Regions from separate parts of the Homo sapiens genome. Here region 1 is linked to region 2. A link is a loop called in an ENCODE intact Hi-C map of the cell type or tissue named here. Cell type or tissue: IMR-90. All regions are shown on one strand. Links, peaks and the distances in the headings refer to the core of each region. The heading gives the core; the rest is flanking DNA.

Region 1 (10,472 bases), core at 906-8,905, 50 kb before region 2:
TTTCCACCTAGAGAAGAAGTCTATTGGAAACCATTGACATATACTACATACTTTAAAGGTTTACATAAAGAATGAAACAGTACTGAATTTTAAACATAGTACTTTACCTCAACATTTCATTCTCCTTTTAATCTGAAAAGATGCCTCTCACTTTAATGGGGCTACCTGTAGTAGAACAAATTAGCTGGCAGCCAGTGGTTTATTAGGTGATTACTGTGGAAAACAGATATGATCTCCAGGGAACATGGTGAGGTTTGGATGTCATAAATAAGTGAGATATTCATAACACATGGTACCACTGTTGTAAATTCTTTCTTATGCAAATTAAAACATGCACAAATTTGATCATGTTGTATTTCTGAACACACTCACACACAAAGGAACGACATTTCCAACCTAAATGTTGTGTTGATTCAAATTATGTGTTTTTTGGAGAGTCATGTATATTCAAGACTTGAATATACACTTATTTTCTGTTATATCTTGGCTGAGAACATTTGTACATTTGTAAATTACATTCAGGCTTCATGGTTAGTATCGCAATATTCTGGATGGCTTATAAGGTCCTGTAATAGTAACAGTAAAGAAACCTCAAGGGGAAATATTAATGTTCTTGGGTTACAGCATACCTCAGCATGTCACATCCCACCAGATTGTTCCCAGATTCCTCAATTCACAGAACTAGCTCTATGCCCCTTTCCTCTTTTAACATGACCTAATTTTGTTAATGAATGTTTGCTTTACAAAAATATAGTATATTTCCAATGAAGGAAATGTTATCTCCATCAGATGGAGTGACAAAAAGAGATCCTTAAAGAACAGTTTTACTCTAAGTCTTGGGGGACCTCTCCAAACTCTTGACACTCATTACTGGCAAGGACTCCAGAAGTTTCCAGAAAACAACTCCCCATGCCAATAACAAGCCACTGAGATGAATGGTCTCTGAACCTGAGCAATAAGGTCACTGTTGTTAATTTAGAATATGGAAGCTCTATCATCATATCACCAGAATTTAGCTTACACTCTACTTCTAATCCCATCCATGAATGGATTTATTAGACCTGGAAACATTTAAAACACGTATCTTCTCGTCTTGGACACAGTAAAAAGATACAAAGCTACCAACAGATGAAGTGTGCCTCTAGGACCTCAGTAGAACACAGAATTGTTCACGATGAATGAGTCAAAGGAAGTGTTCTTGCCTTGCCCTTTTTAGCCAAGGAAGTGGGGTCATGTTAAAACAAGGAAAAGGACAATTCCCTCCAGATAGGCTTGCCCCTTGGCTGATGGTCATTTGATCAAATGAGAAACAAAAATAAACCAAAAGCTCTGATTTCTACTCTAATGTCCACTTATGTACTACATAACTATAAATTAATTACATTGAGTTCCATGAGCCAAACAAGAAAAGCCAGTCCATTTGAACATGCCACATAATAATACTCTAATAATATTTAATATTTATGTAGCATTTACTCTAACAATGGTTAATATTTATGTAGCATGTTGTAATTTTCAACATACTTTCCCATTTATACTTTGGTTTTTTACCACGTTAAGTCAAAAAAATCACTATATATGAATCCTTCTTTCATAAGCTAAGAATAATGGCTGACCTGAACCTTTCTAAGTAACCAACAATACACTCATTATTCACTGGAAGTGTTGATACCCTCATTAACACAGAGAACATTATAGTTTACAAATTATTTCCTTTACATTATTTCATTAGACCATAATGACCACCAAATTGACTAAATCATACCATAGCATTTGTCTGTTATTCATTGATTCAAAAAAAGATTTATATCCTTTCAACAAATATTATGTGCTGGACATTGTACTAGAGCATTGCAATGGGTAAAACAGAAATAGTCCCAGACCTCAAATGATTAAGAGATATATATGAAACAAATGACCACACATATAATTATAATATTGTGAATTAGTCATAATGTTACTCTTATTTAACATTCTGAATTAATCATAATCATCAAAGAGAATAACACAGAAGGGGTTGACATTTAAGCTGAAATCTAAATGCTAGTGTTTCCCCAATTTTTTTTCATTATCACTCCTTTCAGAGCCTTTTGAGACCTTTTTTCCTATCTCACCCTCATGAAACATTAATACCAATTATCCCAGTATATCTGTTTATATGATCTATATATATGCATGAGAGCTAACAGTAAAACATAAACCAACATTAGCTTGTGGTTTGGTTATTTCCATTTTTCTATAATGCTTGGCCGACTTTATACAAATAAGAGAGAGACTATCAAGTAGCTAAACTCACTTTGTGACGTCTTCCACCAGCTTGGAGTGTCCTTCACGTAAAGCTAAGTCTAATGGTGTGGCACCCTCTTCGTTGGGTAAAGCCAAGGCCTGGACTCCCCCCGGGAGACACAAGAAGAACTGGGAAAGTTTAGCCAGGCCCCATCTCATAGCCAGGTGTAGAAGAGATTCTCTGTGAGAAGATACTGAAGAGGAAAAAACACATACCATATTAGTTCCTCCATTTACAAAGTTTGTTTTACACATTTTATCAAAGGGACAGTGTATTTAGACATAATAAGAATGTCAGAGTTGGAAGAAATTAACAATGGCACCCAATCACTGTATCTCATTTTACAAATTTGGAGAGTTCAAGATTTTTGTGAATGCCCAGGTAGGCAGTAGGTGCTGGGGCCAGGTCCGCTGAGCACAGGTAGAGTGTTCTTTCCACCCATTGCACTACACATTCACGTCATCTTTCACTAGACATGCAGTGCAGTCATCTAGGGAAGCAGGTTCTAGGAAAGGACCATCCTTTGGAAACAGACACTTGTTGATATGCAAAGAGTTCCTTGAGGAGATCCTGCTGCTCAGGCAGGGAGGCTTTTAGAGGCTGAGACTGTAGAGGGACTTCCGTTTCCACCCTTTGTCCTCAGAGCCGCTCCTCCCCTGATAAGAAGCCGCAAGAGAAATGGCTTCATATGGGTCATTCTCAAACTTCACAGCAGTGCTTCTACCCATCTACTAAATCCCTGAGATTATGTCAATATTGCCAAAGCCACCCCGTTGCTCTGCTCAGGAGGCTCGACCTGTAAGGCCCCTGCACAGAGGGCCCTTGGTCGGTCCGTGTGCATCAGCTCCACTGTGGTGTTTGCCGCTCTCTGTTGTCATCTTCCAGGCGGAGGGGTCCTTGAGGTATTTTATTCCTAATACCTAGCACAGTATCTGGCAAATGAAAGCCATTTAGCATTTGAGGAGTTGAATGACAATTGGCTGTTAAAATCTCTACGGTTTGTGTGTATTTAAATTACTTAGTTTGAATAGTCTGTACACTGAATTGTTCACTGTAAAATGGACACTGAGAACAAAATGACCTACTTCTCCACAGTTTCCTGTCCATATTAACGCTATCTTACTATTCCATTATCTTCATTAGCACAATTTTACTATTCCAGGAGCCACTTGCCCAGGCAAATGAATGATTGCTCATTATAGGAACCTTCCACAAGACTAACCAACTGTTCAGTAGAAACCAATAAAAGGCAGTTTGAACCCTAAAAGCAATCTTAACTACATTATGATCCTTCCCGAGTCCTGATCAAGCTCCTTTCCTGTCCAACATGCCCCACCCACCACCATCCCCAACATTAAAAACCCTTATAAGGCCAGGCGTGGTGGCTAATGCCTTAATCCCAGCACTTTGGGAGGCCAACGCGGGAGGATCACTTGAGCCCAGGAGCTCAAGACCAGCCTGGTGAATGTGGTAAAACCCACTGTCCACAAAAAATACAAAAATTAAACAGGCATGGTGGCACTCGCCTGTGGTCCCAGCTAATCAGCAGGCTGAGGTGGGAGGATCGCTTGAGCCCAGGAGGCAGAGGTTGCAGTGAGTGGAGATTGCACCACTGCATGCCAACCTGGGCCACAAAGTGAGGCCCTGTCTCAAAAAAAAGACCCTCATTAAGCCAAACTTCAAGTTCTCAATAAATTCTCACCTCACCTCACAGCTCCCCCTTCAAGACACCTCTAAGGCCCTGTGGAGGTGGTGTTCTCCCATACCATAGTAGGCAATAAACTCAGCTTTGTCCTACCTGCAGGCTGTGGTAATGATGATACTTGGGAAGCCAGGTTTCTACAAAGCTCTAATTTGAAACAATTAGAAGGAAACACTCCACCATAAATGAATGCAAATAAAAGGCTTAGTTTACATTTTTAATTATTTATATATCTATATCTATAGAGATATAGATAGCTAGATCAATGAATGTAAGGCATTATACTTAAAATATGTAAATGAACTCATCACAGTGAAATGCCACCAACTTACCAGTATATTTACTCTATCAATCATCTGTGTGACATGGAACACTTCCCCTCAGTAAAATAACATTCAAAATACCAAAATATCTAAAAACAGACAAGGCAATACACTCCTGCCAGACATTTGTTTAATATACTTGATATCTTCAGCTTTATGAAAATTAAAAAACTATGTTAGCTATTAGAGAACTTATCTTTGACTATTTTATCCTTTAACTTTTGACCATTATACTCCTTTGAATAAAAAGTGAGGTTTTTGTTTTTAGATTCCCAGCAGGGTATCTAAAATGTTGGATAATATTTGTATTTTTCTTCCTTTTTAAATAATAACCAGGAATAGACTTGTTAAGATCAGGTAACAAATATACATATGCACACATATGTGCATGTGTACTCCCCAACACAGGAAAACCTGTCAGCATGAGATATTAACCAGGCATACTAAGATGGAATTTCTCTCCTTTTTTTTTTTTGAGATGGAGTCTCACTCTGTTGCCCAGGCTGGAGTGCGGTGGTGCAATCTTGGCTCACTGCAACCTCTGCCTCCCAGTTTCAAGTGATTCTCCTGCCTCAGCCTCCTGAGTAGCTAGGATTACAGGTGCGCGCCATCACCCCCAGCTAATTTTTGTATTTTTAGTAGACACAGGTTTTCACCATGTTGGCCATGCCAGTCTGGTCTTGAACTCCTGACCTCAGGTGATCCACTCGCCTTGGCCTCCCAAAGTGCTGGGATTACAGGCATGAGCCACCGCACCCAGCCCGGATGGAATTTCTAAGACATATCTCCTAATCTGAATATAGTGAGAAATATTCCATAGTTGTATGGATTGTAATTTTCTTTCCCCTCCCAAAAAAATGATCAAAAGGGAACATCTAAACCTTTTGTGTTCCCTTTTCAAATTATACCATTGGTAAAGGAAAGCATGGTATCAATTTAAGTAACACTTTCTGCCATGTCTGGTGCAATGCCCTAAATACCATTGAACCTGGAGTGTATTTCACTGTATTCAACCTGACCAACAGTGTGAGTGTGGGCAGATCTGTTTCCTCTACCACGAGAGCTCTCCAAGCTTGTTCTGCTAATCCAGCTCCCTCTTCTCTCCTTCTGGCTCCATCCTCACATCTTGTTCAATGAGAGAGAACAGTAAACATGCAGGCCTGAATGGCTCACTGTTGCCTCTCTTTCTGAGAATCTACCCACTTCCCGGGGAGGAGGTAAGGCAGGGGAAGAGAGAATCTTCTGATGTTTAAAGAAAACAAATAAAAACTGACCAAAATGTTGTAAGAGAGAGCTTTCTCATTCAGTATGAAAGTTCAGAGTGCAGAGCGAGGCAAACAGCTTGAAATAGGAAGCATCATGACATATATAAATAATTCTGCCTGTTATAGAGTTTCAGATTTCTTAACGGCAGCCAGCAAAACAAACTGTGGAAAGAGGTTATACAATTTGGCAGAGGTGGGAGTGTTTAAAATAATTTCTTAAACTAAATAAATGTCTCTTCCTGTTTGGTTGGTGCCAGGAGTTATTTGAACTAATGTAACCAATGCAGAATTACTAATAATTGCTGTAATGGCAAACATTAAAAGGTACGACCTATAACATCATGAGAGCATGAAAACCAAGACACAAAAAGGAACTGAACAGGCTGTGCCATTCAATAAGCCATTCCTTACTGCATAACAGGAGTCCAACTGCCCCAGATAGGAAGGGAGTGTGGAGTTTGTGCTTCTCACTCTGCCGGGCATCAGTTTCTTTGCCCATGAAATGAGTCTGTCACAATAAAGATCCAAGGTTCCTAAGAGTATTCAATCCTGTCCTAACTCTATGGTTACTATCTGCAAAAACAGCACAGGTCAAAGCTTCCAGGCATCTGAAGCACAAGGGCAAGGAAGGTCAGACAGTTTAAGTGTTACTAAAGGAAAGTGGTTTTGTTACTGGTCAATTTAGAACCATTACCATATCCACACAAGATCTGGCCATACCTTTCAATTAGCCAAAGGCTTAGCTTGGAAGATTAAAGAATAAATTAACCTCTCAAATGTAGGCTAATCGATCATAACCAAATGTGCCACTCTGTGGGGCGTATTGATAATAGGGGAGGCTGTGCATGTGTAGGGGCAGGGAATATATGGGAAATATCTGTATCTTCCACTCAATTTTGCCATGAACCTAAACCTGTTCTTAAAATGTCTATTAAAAAATAATAAAATAGGTTAAATAATTAACCAAGGTCTCCAGAACTCACAATCACTGCTAGAGGAAATGTAAACTGTTACAACCCCTTTGGAAAACACAGCAACATTATCTAATAAAGTCAGAGAAACTAACGCAAATCCAGTCCACAACAATTCCATTCCTACCTATAAACCCTAGCAAGAAACCATGCAAAAAATATAAATGGTCAAAATTCAAAGTAATCTTAATGTTCATCAATGGAATAAATTGCAGTGCAATCATACAACAATATTCTAACAATCAAAATGAATTACAGATTAACACAGAAGGAAGTAATGAATATAATGTCAAAAGGGAAAAATCAAGTCACAAAATACACAGGATATGTTTCAATTAATATGAAGTTCAAGAAGAGTAAAAGTTAAAATTATTACTTAGGCATATATACATACGTTGTAACACTGTAAAGAAAAGCAAGGAAATGGCTACTATAAAAGTCAGCACAATACCTGTTAGGAAAAAGAGAAGAATGTGACTAGGAAAGGAGGAGGGGTATTTGCACTCCTGAGGTCCATTGGTATGAGTGTATCTCTCTGTTTTTCTGTCTCTGTCTCCCTCTGCCTCTCTCTCTCACACACACACATATATATATACACATACAGACACAGGGTAAAATATTTTTTCTGATATTTGTGTGTGTATTAGTCCATTTTCATGCTGCTGATAAAGACATACCTGAGACTGGGCAATTTACAAAAGAAAGAGGTTTAATGGACTTACAGTTCCATATGGCTAGGGAGGCCTCACAATCATGGTGGAAGGCAAAAGGCACTTCTTACATGGCAGCGGCAAGAGGGAGCTTGTGCAGGGAAACTCCCATCTTGAAAACTATCAGATCTCGTGAGCCTCATTCACTATCATGAGAACAGTGCAGGAAAGACCCATCCCCATAATTCAATCACCTCTTACCAGGTTCCTCCCATGATACATGGGAATTGTGGGAGTTATAATTCAAGATGAGATTTGGGTGAGGACACAGCCAAATCATATCATTCTTCCCCTGGCCCCTCCCAAATTACATTTTAAACCCAATCATGCCTTCCCAATGGTCCCTCAAAGTCTTAACTCATTTCAGCATTAACTCAAAAGTCCACAGTCAAAAGTCTCATCTGAGACAAGGCAAGCCCCTTCTGCCTATGAGCCTGTAAAATCAAAAGCAAGCTAGTTACTTCCTAGATACAATGGGGTTACAGGCATTGGGTAAATACACTCACTCCAAATGGGAAAAATTGGCCAAAACAAAGAGGCTACAGGCCCTACGCAAGTCTGAAATTCAGTGGAGCAGTCAAATCTTAAAGCTCCAAAAATGATCTCCTTTGACTCCATGTCTCATATCCAGGTCACACTGATGCAAGAGGTGGTTTCCCATGGTCTTGGGCAGCTCTGCCCCTGTGGCTTTGCAGGGTAAAGCCTCCCTCCCAGCTGCTTTCATGGGCTGATATTGAGTGTCTGTGGCTTTTCCAGGCACACAGCGCAAGCTGTCAGTGGATCTACCATTCTGGGGTCTGGAAGATTGTGGCCCTCTTCTCACAGCTCCACTAGGCAGTGTCCCAGTAGGAACTCTGTGTGGGGGGTCCCACCTCACATTTCCCATCCACACTACCCTAGCAGAGGTCCTCCATGAAAGCCCCACCCCTGCAGCAAACTTTTGCCATGGACATACAGGCATTTCCATACATTCTTTGAAATCTAGGTTCCCAAACCTCAATTCTTGACTTCTGTGCACTTGCAGGTTCAACACCATGTGGAGGCTGCCAAGGCTTGAGGTTTGCAGCCTCAGAAGCCATGGCCCGAGTTCTGTGTTGGTTCCTTTCAGCTACGGCTGGAGCAGCTGGGATGCCAAGCACCAAGTCCCTAGGCTGCACAACATGGGGACCCTGGGCCCAGCCCATGAAACCATTTCCTCCTAGGCCTCTGGGCCTATAATGGGAGGGGCTCCCATGAAGCCCTCTGACATGCCCTGGAGACATTTTCCCCATTGTCTTGGGGATTAATATTCAGTTCTTCATTACTTATACAAATTTCTGCAGCCAGCTTGAATTTCTCCTCAGAAAATGGGATTTTCTTTTCTATTGCATTGTCAGGCCAAAAATTTTCCAAACTTTTATGCTCTGCTTCCCTTATAAAACTGAATGCCTTTAACAGCACCCAAGTCACTTCTTGAAGGCTTTGCTGCTTAGAAATTTCTTCCGCCAGATGCCCTAAATCATGGCTCTCAAGTTCAAAATTCCACGAATCTCTAGCACAGGAGCAAAATGCTGTCAGTCTCTTTGCTAAAACGTAACCTTCGCTCCAGTTCTCAACAAGTTCCTCATTTCCATCAGAGACTACCTCAGCCTGGAATTTATTGTCCATATTGCTATAATCATTTTGGGCAAAGCCATTCAACAAGTCTCTAGGAAGTTCCAAACTTTTGCACATTTTCCTGTCTTCTTCTGAGCCCTCCAAATTGTTCCAACCCCTGCCTGTTACCCAGTTCCAAAGTTGCTTCCACATTTTCAGGTATCTGTTCAGCAGCACCCCACTCTAGTGGTACCAATTTACTCTATTAATCCATTTTCATGCTGCTGATAAAGACATACCTGAGACTGGGCAATTTACAAAAGAAAGTGGTTTAATGGACTTACAATTCCATGTGGCTAGGGAGGCCTCACAATCACAGCAGAAGGCAAAAGGCACTTCTTACATGGTGGCGGCAAGAGAGAGAGCTTGTGCAGGGAAACTCCTATTTTAAAAACCATCAGATCTCATGAGACTCATTCACTATCATGAGTATAGTACAGGAAAGACCCACCCCGATAATTCAATCACCTCACACCAGTTTCTCTCATGACATGTAGGAATTGTGGGAGTTACAATTCAAGGTGAGATTTGGGTGGGGACACAGCCAAACCATATCAGCATGTTTTCTTGCTAGGGTTTATAGGTAGGAATGGAATTGCTATGGAACAGATTTGCTATGAGATATTAGTTTCTCTAAATGTATTAGATAATGCTGCTGTGTTTTCCAAAAATGGTGGTAATAACTTACATTGCCTCTAGCAGTGATTGTGAGTTCTGGAGACCTTGGTTAATTATTTAACTTATTTTATTATTTTTTAATAAGACTGATGTTTAAGGCCCTCTCCAGAAAAATTAAATCAGAACTTCTGGGGCAGGGCCAAGTCATCACACTTTTCCAAATATTCTCAAGTGATTCCAATGCAAAGCCAGAGTTGGGATCTGCTAATTTAAATTAATAAGTGGTTAGCAAAATACAAACCTATATCTTCCTTTTATAACACAGCCTACCCAGTCAGCTCTTAATTAAGATCTATTAGGTATAAGATTTTACCAAAGAACAACAAAAAGAGTTTTCTGTGAGTTTTACAAGTTATTTTTAACCTACATTACTTACTGCTAAACCAGGAAAGAGCTTAAACATTTAGCAAAATATTAAAGCAAAAATGTGATGGATACCATAATCTAAAAGCAAATAATATTTTTCAATACAAGTTAATTCAGAAGTACTTATATTTTTTAGGGCTAAGTAATGTTTCACAACACCTGAGTGGAGCCATTGAAATGTATGCAACACAATACGTTTTTGTTTTGTTTTGTTTTGTTTTTTGTTTTTTGTTTTTTTTTTTTTGAGATGGAGTCCTGCTCTTTAGCCCAGGCCGGATTGCAGTGGCACACAGTCTCAGCTCACTGCAAGCTCCACCTCCCAGGTTCACGCCATTCTCCTGCCTCAGGCTCCCGAGTAGCTGGGACTACAGGCACCCGCCACTGCGCCTGGCTAATTTTTTGTATTTTTAGTAGAGACGGGGTTTCACCATGTTAGCCAAGATGGTCTCGATCTCCTGACCTTGTGATCCGCCCACCTCGGCCTCCCAAAGTGCTGGGATTACAGGCGTGAGCCACCGCGCCCAGCCCACAATAC
Region 2 (10,472 bases), core at 1,382-9,381:
AAAACTTAATGTGTTTAGATTACGACCACTCAACACTGAAGGGAAACTACAGTTGGGCAGCGGGAAAAAAAGATAGTTTTAAAAGGCTGGTGACAACATTAAGTGCTTAAACATGCCTCGTTCACATAAAAGGTACCAAAGTACAAATTAAATAAAACATGTTCTCTCATTTCCACTAACTGTCTGGGATATGTTGCCAAAATACAAAGTCACCCTGAAACGCTATTCAGCATAGAATTCTGGATGGCCTTATTCCTAGCAACTTACACTGTGCTTAGTAAGTTCATCGTATACTGTATTGATACACTTTTGCACCGAACTAATTTACCTATTTGTGGGCCAATCAATTTTCTGTTAAAACTCCCTATATCTTAGTTAGCTGGATAGCATATTTTAGATTCTCTTTAAATGCTTCCCTAGCAAAAATAAAACCAAAGCTAAGCTCTAAATCAACTCTTTGAAAATAAATTATTTTTTTGTAACTGCTACAGCTTGGTTTTAGATAAAACATGTCAGTAAACAAGACAGCAAACTGGTATCTATGTAACTTGAATTTTGTTTGCAGTTTGGCTAGTCATACCTGGCAGACAGGGAGTGCAGTGCCCAGAAGTTCCAAAGGACTTCCTTGTCATTTTGAAGACTGAACCCTACTCTGTTCTGGGCTGGCAGTGAGCTTTTCACTGAGGGGTATTTGTGCACACACAGGCACACATATGCACACACACTTTCTCCCCTGGTTTAAACTTTTAGGGATATGGTCTTTGCAACCAAACTCAGGCTAATAGGAAAATTTAGATTAAAACCACTCAACACAGGGGGAAACTGCACAAGTTACATACTGCCCAAGTCAGTCACCTTGACTGCTAGTTTAACAATTGACCCTGACAGGAATTTTATTGTTAATGCTCTCTTAATTCAGAAATGTATGTCTTGCAGTTGAGCCCTGAAAGAATAAAGGGTTGATACTTAGGTAAAGAAAAAGTTTCCAGACATCCAAAATAGTAGCCAAATCTTTAAACTCTTCTCAGACCCTTTTTCTACTCTTCCTCATTGTCCAGTCAAATGTCATGAGCCTATTCTTCAGAAAATCAGGAAGATAGACCTGGCTTTACAAATCAGGCATGTGAATGAATTACACCACACCCCAAGCATATCCCTAGCTTTCCCAAATACCAACGAAAACAGCCAACTTACTGATTCTCTCAAAACAGAGACCTCACTTGAACCACTAATGCAGCATTAAAAAGAAAATAAAAAAGATTTTTAGTGATTAGCTGGTTATTTAACATGATAGTCCCTAACCTTAATTTCACTTAAGAAGATTAGTATAAATTATTTTATGAAAGTAAAGGACAATAATGTTCTTACAGTCACCATTTAAATAACAGTTAAGAGGTATTGAGTTTATCCAAGGGAAAAAATAACGTCCAGTGGACCAACATTCTATTCATACCTATAAGCCTCAAACCTAAAGGGCGTATCTATACAAGGCAATTGGCCATATTAGTTTTAACTGTTCCTAAATGAATTCATATAATAGAGGACTACGCAAATATGAGAAGGTGTGTTCAAACAACCACAAAGATTCTAAGTTCCTCTGTACAAAAATATCTCCTCTATCAGTCTGCCATGGTTTATGATACTCCTATCATTAAATGTACTTCTTAGGTATTATCAGAAGTTATTTAATATTTAATGACACAGAAAATATTTGTGAAACAAAAAATAGGACACCAAACAATTGGTAAATAGATTATGCACATACCCAGATGACAATGAAATACATATGGAATTAAGGGTTTTTTTTAACCTTTTTGGTACTTTTCTATATTTTTTAAGTTTTCTACAACAAACATACATCACTTTTATAATTAGAAGAAAAATAAAATCTGAAATACATTTAACAATCTCCCTTTGATAAATATAAACTTACCATACGACCTAGAAATTCTACTCCCAGGTATTTATTTAGGTGTTGTATAAACTTATATTCACATGAAATCTGTGTATGGATGGTTATGGCAGCTCTATTTGTAATCACCAAAAACTGGAATCATCTCAGATATCCTTCAGTGAATAAGCTGTGTTACCTCCACACAATGTAATACTACTAAGAAATACAAAGGAACAAAGTTTTAAAACATGAAACGAATGGATGAATCTCAAATGACTTAAGCTGAATGGTAAAAGCCAGACTTGAATGGCTACATAACATAGGATTCCAATTATATGACATCTTGGAAATGTTATCTTTTACAGCTATAGGGAAAAGAACAGCAGTTGACAGGGATTGAGGTTAGAGGAAGCACTGGCTACAACAAAGGGGCAGCACAGGGAATTTTGGGGTGATGTTAATGTTCCATATTTGGTTGCAGTACTCTGTGTATTTGTCAACAGTCAGAACTGTACACTAAAAAGGGGGGGATTTTACTATATGCACGTTCACACTGCATATAGTATCTGCCTTTTTCAAAAGAATCATGCATTTAGAACTGAAATTCTATTCATGTCCAGATTATATTTAGATTCTGGGCAATTCTTTCTCAAAAATGTATCTATATTTCCTAAGGGAAAAAAGAGGTTGATTTTTAAGATTATGTAATTATTACCTAGTAGGCACAGAATTCTTAATTTTTAATAGAGAATTTTAAACAGAGATTTGAGAATTTTGCTTGAACACCCATGACAAATCAGACACTGTGCTAGCTGTTTCATCAACCTTTGGTCTAATTCCCACAACATTTTAATAGAGGAATGAGAATTTTTAACAGAGGTGCATGGATGAAATAAGGTTCAGGATGCTCAGGCCTGCCTGGGATGCCCCCGCAGACCCTGGCACAGGTACCTCTGTGGACCACTGGACAACCACCCAGGGATTCCAAGGAGCTTGAGAGAAAAGGGAACAGAGACAGAGGCCTGATACTTTTGGGAACTGCCCCCAAATGCAAACCCCAGAATCTACTCCAGAGAGTGGATTTAGGTGTAGTTGAATACTTCTAGTTTTCTTCATGCTCATGCTAGAACCATTCCTAGACCAATTAATGCATGGATAAATAGTCACAAGGCCAATTCATTTTGCTCAATTTAGGGCTTAGAATGCCCTCCACGCCTTTGTGATATTAGAAAAATATGTCTGAGAGGTGACAGAGGAGATTTTGAATGGCTTATCCTCTTAAATGGATTTGAGAACAAGAAACTTCCTCTTGAGCTTAATGGGGGAACTGGTTTTTTTGTTTTGTTCTTTTCTTCCCCCTTCATTTAGAAAAGCATACAAATAAACCTTAACTGATCTTTGTTGAAAATTAAAACAACATAATTAGACCAAAGATGTGAAACTGATTTTCATAAAGCAAGAAATTGTTTTTCTTAAAAAACATTCTTGGGGCTGGGTGTGGTGGCTCACGCCTGTAATCCCAACACTTTGGGAGGCCAAGGAGGGTAGATCATGAGGTCAAGAGATTGAGACCAACCTGGCCAACATGGTGAAACCCCGTCTCTACTAAAAATACAAAAATTAGCTGGGCGTGGTGGCACGCAGCTGTAGTCCCAGTACTCAGGAGGCTGAGGCAGGAGCATTGCTTGAACCCGGGAGGCAGAGGTTGCAGCGAGCCAAGATTGTGCCACTGCACTCCAGCCTGGCGACAGAGCAAGACTCCATCACAAAGGAAAAAAAAAAATTCTTTTCCTTCAAATGGAAAACAGTGATACCCATTTTCTATGGAGAAGATAAGAGAGGAGACTAACCTAGAACAGGGACAGGAATAATTACTGAACCACAATTACATTAATCTCTTTCAGAGACACTTTGAAAATAATGTAAAACTTTATTAAATTAGAATATGGACTAAAATATATCTTCATACTACATAAGAAAGGATGGCTAGCAAGCTAATGTTCTTGAAAGGGAATGCTTTGGCTAATTAAGATATTAAATTATTTTAAGGCCTCAAGATGACGGTCTAAATTAAAACATAAAAAACTACAGTACTATACTAATCTGTTCATTAAAACAGATCACAAAAAATGGCTACTTTAAAACATGGTTAGCCTTATTTGTTAATATATATGGATAGAGAGAGATATGTATGCATTTGCCTTTTTCATCTTCATTGCCTCTGAAATTCTGAATGAATAAGGATTTATCATAAAATAGATATCTATCTGCCTGTTTCTCATCAGGGATTTTCTGGAGATTAAACTCTCATAGGAGTCGTACTTTGAAGTTTAAATCAGGAACCAAATGTTCAACAATAAATAGGAGTAAGAATATCCACACCCATTATTTTCATGTCCCATTCAAAGAAAAGTGGGTCTTCCTAAAAGATAAACAAAGCGTTTTATGTTTTGAAACACATGGTGAGATGAGAGACAAATGGTAATGTGAAAACTTGCCTGGGCTGCAGGCCATTTCATTCACATTCCATTCATCCATAGCACAAACATTTATTGAGTCCTTACACTCTGGTAGTCCCAGGACATCTGGTAAATAGCTGTGCAGCTTTGGACACAGCATTTATAATTTCTCTGAGTTTTAGAGAGAGGAAATCATACTTAGCACACTGGGTAAGTAATGGGAATTAAATAAAAGGTTGATGAAACAGCTAGCACAGTGTCTGCTATGTCATGGATGTTCAAGAATATTAATTATCTTTCCCTCCCTTCCTTCGGAAAAGCTATTGTTACATATTCACGACGAATCTTTTTGCTTAGCCTATTAAATAGTTTAGCATAGCAGCAAGCTTTTCTATCTCTAAGTCACATGTGTCAGATATATCTGTGTGCTACTGCTTAATTATTTTTCAATTACCACTGAATAGCAGCAAAAGATCATAATTGACAGGCTCCCAGATATACTCATTAGATATTGTGTGCCTAAACCTGCAAAGAAATTTCTAGATTAGGGTGGGGCCAACACTGAGCTCATGACAAAACTGCTGCTGAGCCCTTTATACCAAGAGCATCTCTAACAAAGGGAATACCGACAGATGGTAACAAGATTCCTAAATAGTTCCCATGCAAAGGGCACTGGCCTGACAACTATTAGTTATGTGATCAAAAATCAAGGATACCATTAATTTTACAAATAAATAAAACCTCTAGGGCAATTCTCAATCAAAAACAGCTAGTTTAGGGCTGGGCATGGTGGCTCATACCTGTAATTCCAGCTACTTGGGAGGCCAAGGTGGGAGGATCCCTTGAGCCCAGGAGGTCCAGGCTGCAGTGAGCTATGATCACACCACTGCACTCCAGCCTGGGGGACAGAGTGAGACCCTGATTCTGAAAAAAAAAATTCAGCTAGCCTAATAAGCCAATTTCAGGTTCATTTAAAACAGAGGCTTCAACAGTGATCACAGCAGAGGCAGCTTCTGGGGGGAAAATATACCTGAAGTCACTGACCAGTAGCCCAAACCCAGGCACTATAGAGGTTTCAGATTTTTCCCTATTTGCACATTCAACAGGATCTAAGTAGGTAATGCTTTTACTTTACTTCTCAAGGGTTTCACTAGAGGGTTCATGTAGGCAGTGACTCAAGAAGATGGTAAAAGCGAGAAGGTTGAAGAAAGAAGCTAATAGGTGTCCCCAAAGCCCTGAAGTAGAAATTCATACTACAGAGTCCCCACAGACACCATGGCAGGACAATGCAACCCAGCCTATTCCCAGGCCCCCATCCTTCCTCATACATGGTGGAGAGCAGCCTCTGTGGCTTCCCCTGCTCTTCCAGGCCAAAGGGAGAAGAAAAAGAGAGAGAGAAGGAAAGAGATGTCCAGATTCAAGAATTTCCTGTTCTTCAGATTCTCAAAACAAAGACTTTAGTTAGAATTAAAATAACAAAATTCTCTAACCTCTATTTTAAAACTAATGATGAATGGAATGAGCTTGAACTTCTTTTGCTATGAAGAAATTTGAGAAGCAATATGTTATATAAGCCGTTATTTTGAACAGGCATGGATCTTTCAGATTCTCCCAAAGGTTCTTCAGATCCTAATGTGGTCAGCAAAATCACTAAGTATATGTTTCTTTGATTTTTCTCAGAGCTGGCACTTTAGGTTGTTGTGGGGTTGTTTGGATGTCAACTTTGAGACATACATGTTTATGTGCCATTTGTAAGGAGCAATCGGTCAGCAGGAAGAACAATAAACAAGGCTAGAAGACCTGGATGCACAGCTCTGGTCCATCCAGCCCATGACTCTCCTTCACGCCTTTCTTCAAGGCTCAGAGGAGGACATTTCTCTTTTCAAACACCATCTGTGAGCCTCCTTCCAACTTGTCGAATTTTACCATCCCACCCGTCATTCCCCTTCCTCCTCTTGCATTTTCCCTATTTCCCTTCTAACCCGCCACACTCTGGCTGACATCTCACCTCTGAAATCCCTGGATCAAAGCCTCCACTGAGGTCTTAGAGGCTGAGTCCAATCTCTCCTGACCTCTCTCTGCCTGCTATTTTTGATGACTACTCCTTTGTCAAAATTCTACACTTCCCTCCCGTCAAACTACCATTTTCCCTTCCTTTTTCTTCTTTTTCAACTGTCCCTTAGTTTTCCAAGGTTCTGTCATTCATTCATTTAAAGAGAAAGACCATACTTCCTCCAGGGACCACCTGTCATGTCTATTCATGGGGTAATTTGACCCTTCTCATCTGTAAAATACAATGATTATTCATCTCTACAATCTAAAATGGCACAACTGGAAATACATGTCTATGTTGTTTTAAATATTTATAACTAATACTCCTTAGGAAAATTGCCATACTCAAAGCACCTTAATATACATTAACTCATTTGTATTTTATAGGAACTCATTTTTTATTTTTACTATTCGCCTCTGCGGCAACAAGCAGAATTAATATTGGAATCTGTGCCTGCTCATTCTTCAGCCTATAGTTTTTCTTCATTGCATGGTATTCAGCAGCTTTCCTTTAATGACACCTGGCAACTAGTCATATCCAGTAATTAGTTAGAGATAAAATCCCCAGTGTAAGAATGTAAACTGCCTTGCCTCGATTACACTAGTAATCCATTATAGTGGCACAACCGAGGGCTTGCCTCCAGGAACAGACACCTGCTGTGGAATGGCAAGCATTCACCTTGCGCATATTTACATACTACAGTGCTATGCACATATTTTCAAACTTGTACAGAAGTGATTATTTATGAATCACTGACATCTACTATAACACATTTGAAAAATCATGATGTGCATCTTTTTTTCTTTCTCATTTTGTGTATGGGAGCTTTCTTTTGTCAGCCTGAAACATCCACCTGCCTTGGGGCTCTTGGGGCTGGAAGTGAGGAGAGGAAACATTTTAGCACTGTTGCTGCAGAAAGGAAAAGAGAAATGTCAGTTTCTGAAATCCCAAGTATGATTTTTACAACAAGACAATGGGCTGGAAATGCAGGCCTTATGAAGAACAGAGTTTGAAAAATTCAAATCATGGTGTCTTTTTTTTTTTTTTTTTCTGAGACGGAGTCTCCCTCTGTCGCCTAGGCTGAAGTGCAGCGGCGTGATCTCGGCTCACTGCAAGCTCCGCCTCCCGGGTTCACGCCATTCTCCTGCCTCAGCCTCCCAAGTAGCTGAGACTACAGGTGCCTGCCACCATGCCCAGCTAATTTTTTGTCTTTTTAGCAGAGATGGGGTTGATCATGGTCGCTTTTGTGGAAGACAAAGCTTCTTATTAATGCTAGGGATGAAGATGGCTGCCTTAGGATAGGAGAAGAAAAGAGGGGGAAAGCCCAACATTGACTGGCTTCTGGAACCAGGGAATTACAAGGAGAGGCAGGAGGCAAAACAGCTGAGTCTTGATCTCCTTTTCTGGGTTTTGGCCCCAGAGAAGGAAATGGTTGTCAGATAAATTATGACACACTTCTGAGTGAGTGGCAGCTGACTCTCTGTGATTTGGGGAGGCTGTTCTTGCGTCAGCCCAGGAGATGAACAGAGCACAGTAAACACAGCAATGCCGAGAGGCTGGGTGAGGGAAGGATAGTGTTTAGCTTTCCCTAGCCAGCTTCAGTTCTAGTGCGGTGTGGATGGGACCAGAAGTCCCTGTGCACCCCTAGGGAGGATGAAGATAGTAGTGAGTTGAGTGGCAACAGGCTCAGCCTGGTGAGAAGAAAGATGTCCCTCAGGAGTAGAGTGATTACACGAGTGACATCCTAGGCCATGGGCTGTATGGAGAATGTGACAGAGATTTGGAGGGGTCCAAACAGCATCAGCAAGAACTAAGAGGAAGTGGGGTCAAGGTCAGCTCAGGAACACATCTGGGCCCAGACATGGCTGAAAGAGACCAACGTACCGTCTATGCCTGCAGACACAGATGCAAGCAGACACTCAAAGATGAATGAGTCACTGAGGACTGCATGAAGCCAAGGAATCCCTCACCTCCAACACTCCCCTGTCCCCATACATTTGGAAACCATCCTGGAAAGGTGCAGAGTAAGAAGTCAAATAGTTAGGAGGCTGAGTATTTTATCTAAGTAAATGAGCATGCAAGACCTAAACAAATTATTTAGATCATTGCATCAGACAACATCCCTAGAGCAGAGTCATTTTGTCATCTTCTGCTACCCAGCAGACAGGGGATCAGGAGGATCAAATGGCTCTCAGAAAGACCTGAAGAAACTACATTCTTCTTCATACCTGAGTATAACTTTGGGAGGTCTATAATCCTGCTAACTAGTATACATACCAAAAACAAATTTTGGCCCAGTGTGGTGGCTCATGCCTGTAATCTCAGCACTTTGGGAGGCCAAGGTGGGTGGATCCCTTGAGGTCAGGAATTCGAGACCAGCCAACATAGTGAAACCCCATCTCTACTAAAAATCAGAATTAGCTGGGCATGGTGGTGCGTGCCTATAATCCCAGCTACTTGGGAGGCTGAGGCAGGAGAATCACTTGAACTCAGGAGGCAGAGATTGCAGTGAGCTAAGATGATCGCGCCAGCACACTCCAGCCTGGTGACAGAGTGAAACTCTGTCACACACACACACAAAAAAAGACAAATTCCATATTGATAAATACTATTTTCAGTGTAATAGCATCATTTCCATGTCCAACAGCAACAGTTCATTATTGCTCTGATTGATACAATAATAAACTTACACATGACACTCTTTCAAAGGCTTATACACTATCATCATGATTTACCTTTCTTCTACCTTATCTATGAGCTCTCTTCTTGTTGTATTTCCAGCACCTAGTGCAATACCTGACATGCAGTTGGCACTTTTAACTTTTTACTGAATAAATGAAAGTAGTAACAAATGATGAACTTTCAGTAACAAATAAAAACACAACCACTTTCTACATTATTATTATTGGTGGTGTGGCTATACTGCCTGAAACTTAAGTTATTGTAATCATTACAGTTTTCGCAAATATTATATTCATATTATATAAAGGGATTTCCCAGAAAGGACTAGATGGTGGCAGCTACAGGGAAGAGAATAGGGAGATTGGCTACAATGTGAAGAAGACAAGGTTAAAGACGAGAGAAATAAAGGAGGGTAACCATCCAACTGACATGAACAATTTAATAAGCAGATTCCCAGGAAGACAGTCAGGAGATAAGGAACGGAGAGGAGGAAGAGGGGGCAAATAGGCCTCAGGCTTGAGTCTACAATGGGAACAAAGCCAGCATACTAAATAATTTGTTTTGTTAGAGTAGCAACAGGCCTGCATTTACAAAGTTGACCATAGCTACAAACTATCACTGTGGAATTATGGAGTCGCATTCTGTTAATTAACCTGAGCTACCTAAGGATTTGTTTGGGTGGATTTTTCAGGATTCTAAAAAATTCATTCTGGATCCTCTGTCTCAAGAAATTGTCTAAGGTCAGCAATTACAATGATTCAAATAAAGAATACATTTCAAGGATATTAAAAAGTCACATCTAAAAGCAGCAGTATCCTTTTTATACTGGGAAACCAGTAGAAATTCCAAGCACAGGAGGCATAGAGCATCTCTTAGTAACAAGACTTACATGCTAAACATGAACTTTATAATAGTCACAAATCCTTAGAATCCAGAGTTTCTTTTCCTAGTATTTAGTTTAACTAAATATTTTTAAATAAAATTTGTTTAGCTGAAACAGACATTTTCTCCAAGCCATCAAATAATCCTTCAAATTGCCTTCATCATTGAGCACTGATATTACTACGGACAATGCTGAAAAACAAGCATTCTGAAAAAGTCTAAAGAAGGTAACTAAGAGTCTGCGGTAGCTGGGGCTGGCTAGGTGTGACATAAGTGGTGTATCCACAACAAAGCAAACTGAAACACACAGTGGCCTGAGCTCAGGTGCTCAGACTCTCCCCACAATGAGGACGCTCCTAGGGCCACAGAGTCATCCTGCAAACACTAGTTGGATGGGACACTACTGCCCTAAATAGGACACTGGCTGCACTAGCAATAAGCATTATCTTCCTCTGAATTGACTCAAGTCAAAACAAACATAAGCAAAATCCAGGCCACAACA

Evidence for each region. A loop is a pair of places that touch in the nucleus more often than their neighbours do. Peaks named below come from ENCODE experiments on the same cell type or tissue, not always from the same donor. Only the 100,000 strongest peaks of a DNase experiment are listed, where the experiment ranks them.
Region 1: a loop joins it to region 2, with 2.3 times the contacts of the local background. A loop is called at or near these places in 5 of 110 quality-filtered maps.

Annotation. Positions count from the first base shown.
Region 1 is chr5:73,765,863-73,776,334 of GRCh38, reverse strand. ARHGEF28 (Rho guanine nucleotide exchange factor 28) reads right to left here. Exons shown (of 36, transcript NM_001177693.2): 5 at 2,297-2,480. Among named protein-coding and RNA genes, the nearest start is that of ARHGEF28, 140 kb to the right of the region's middle. In IMR-90, for the core only: no CTCF peak of the experiment used is centred there; a DNase peak (open chromatin) is centred at 5,654; H3K27ac peaks cover 764 bases.
Region 2 is chr5:73,716,397-73,726,868 of GRCh38, reverse strand. The region is part of intron 2 of ARHGEF28 (Rho guanine nucleotide exchange factor 28); the gene reads right to left. Among named protein-coding and RNA genes, the nearest start is that of ARHGEF28, 95 kb to the right of the region's middle. In IMR-90, for the core only: no CTCF peak of the experiment used is centred there; a DNase peak (open chromatin) is centred at 4,428.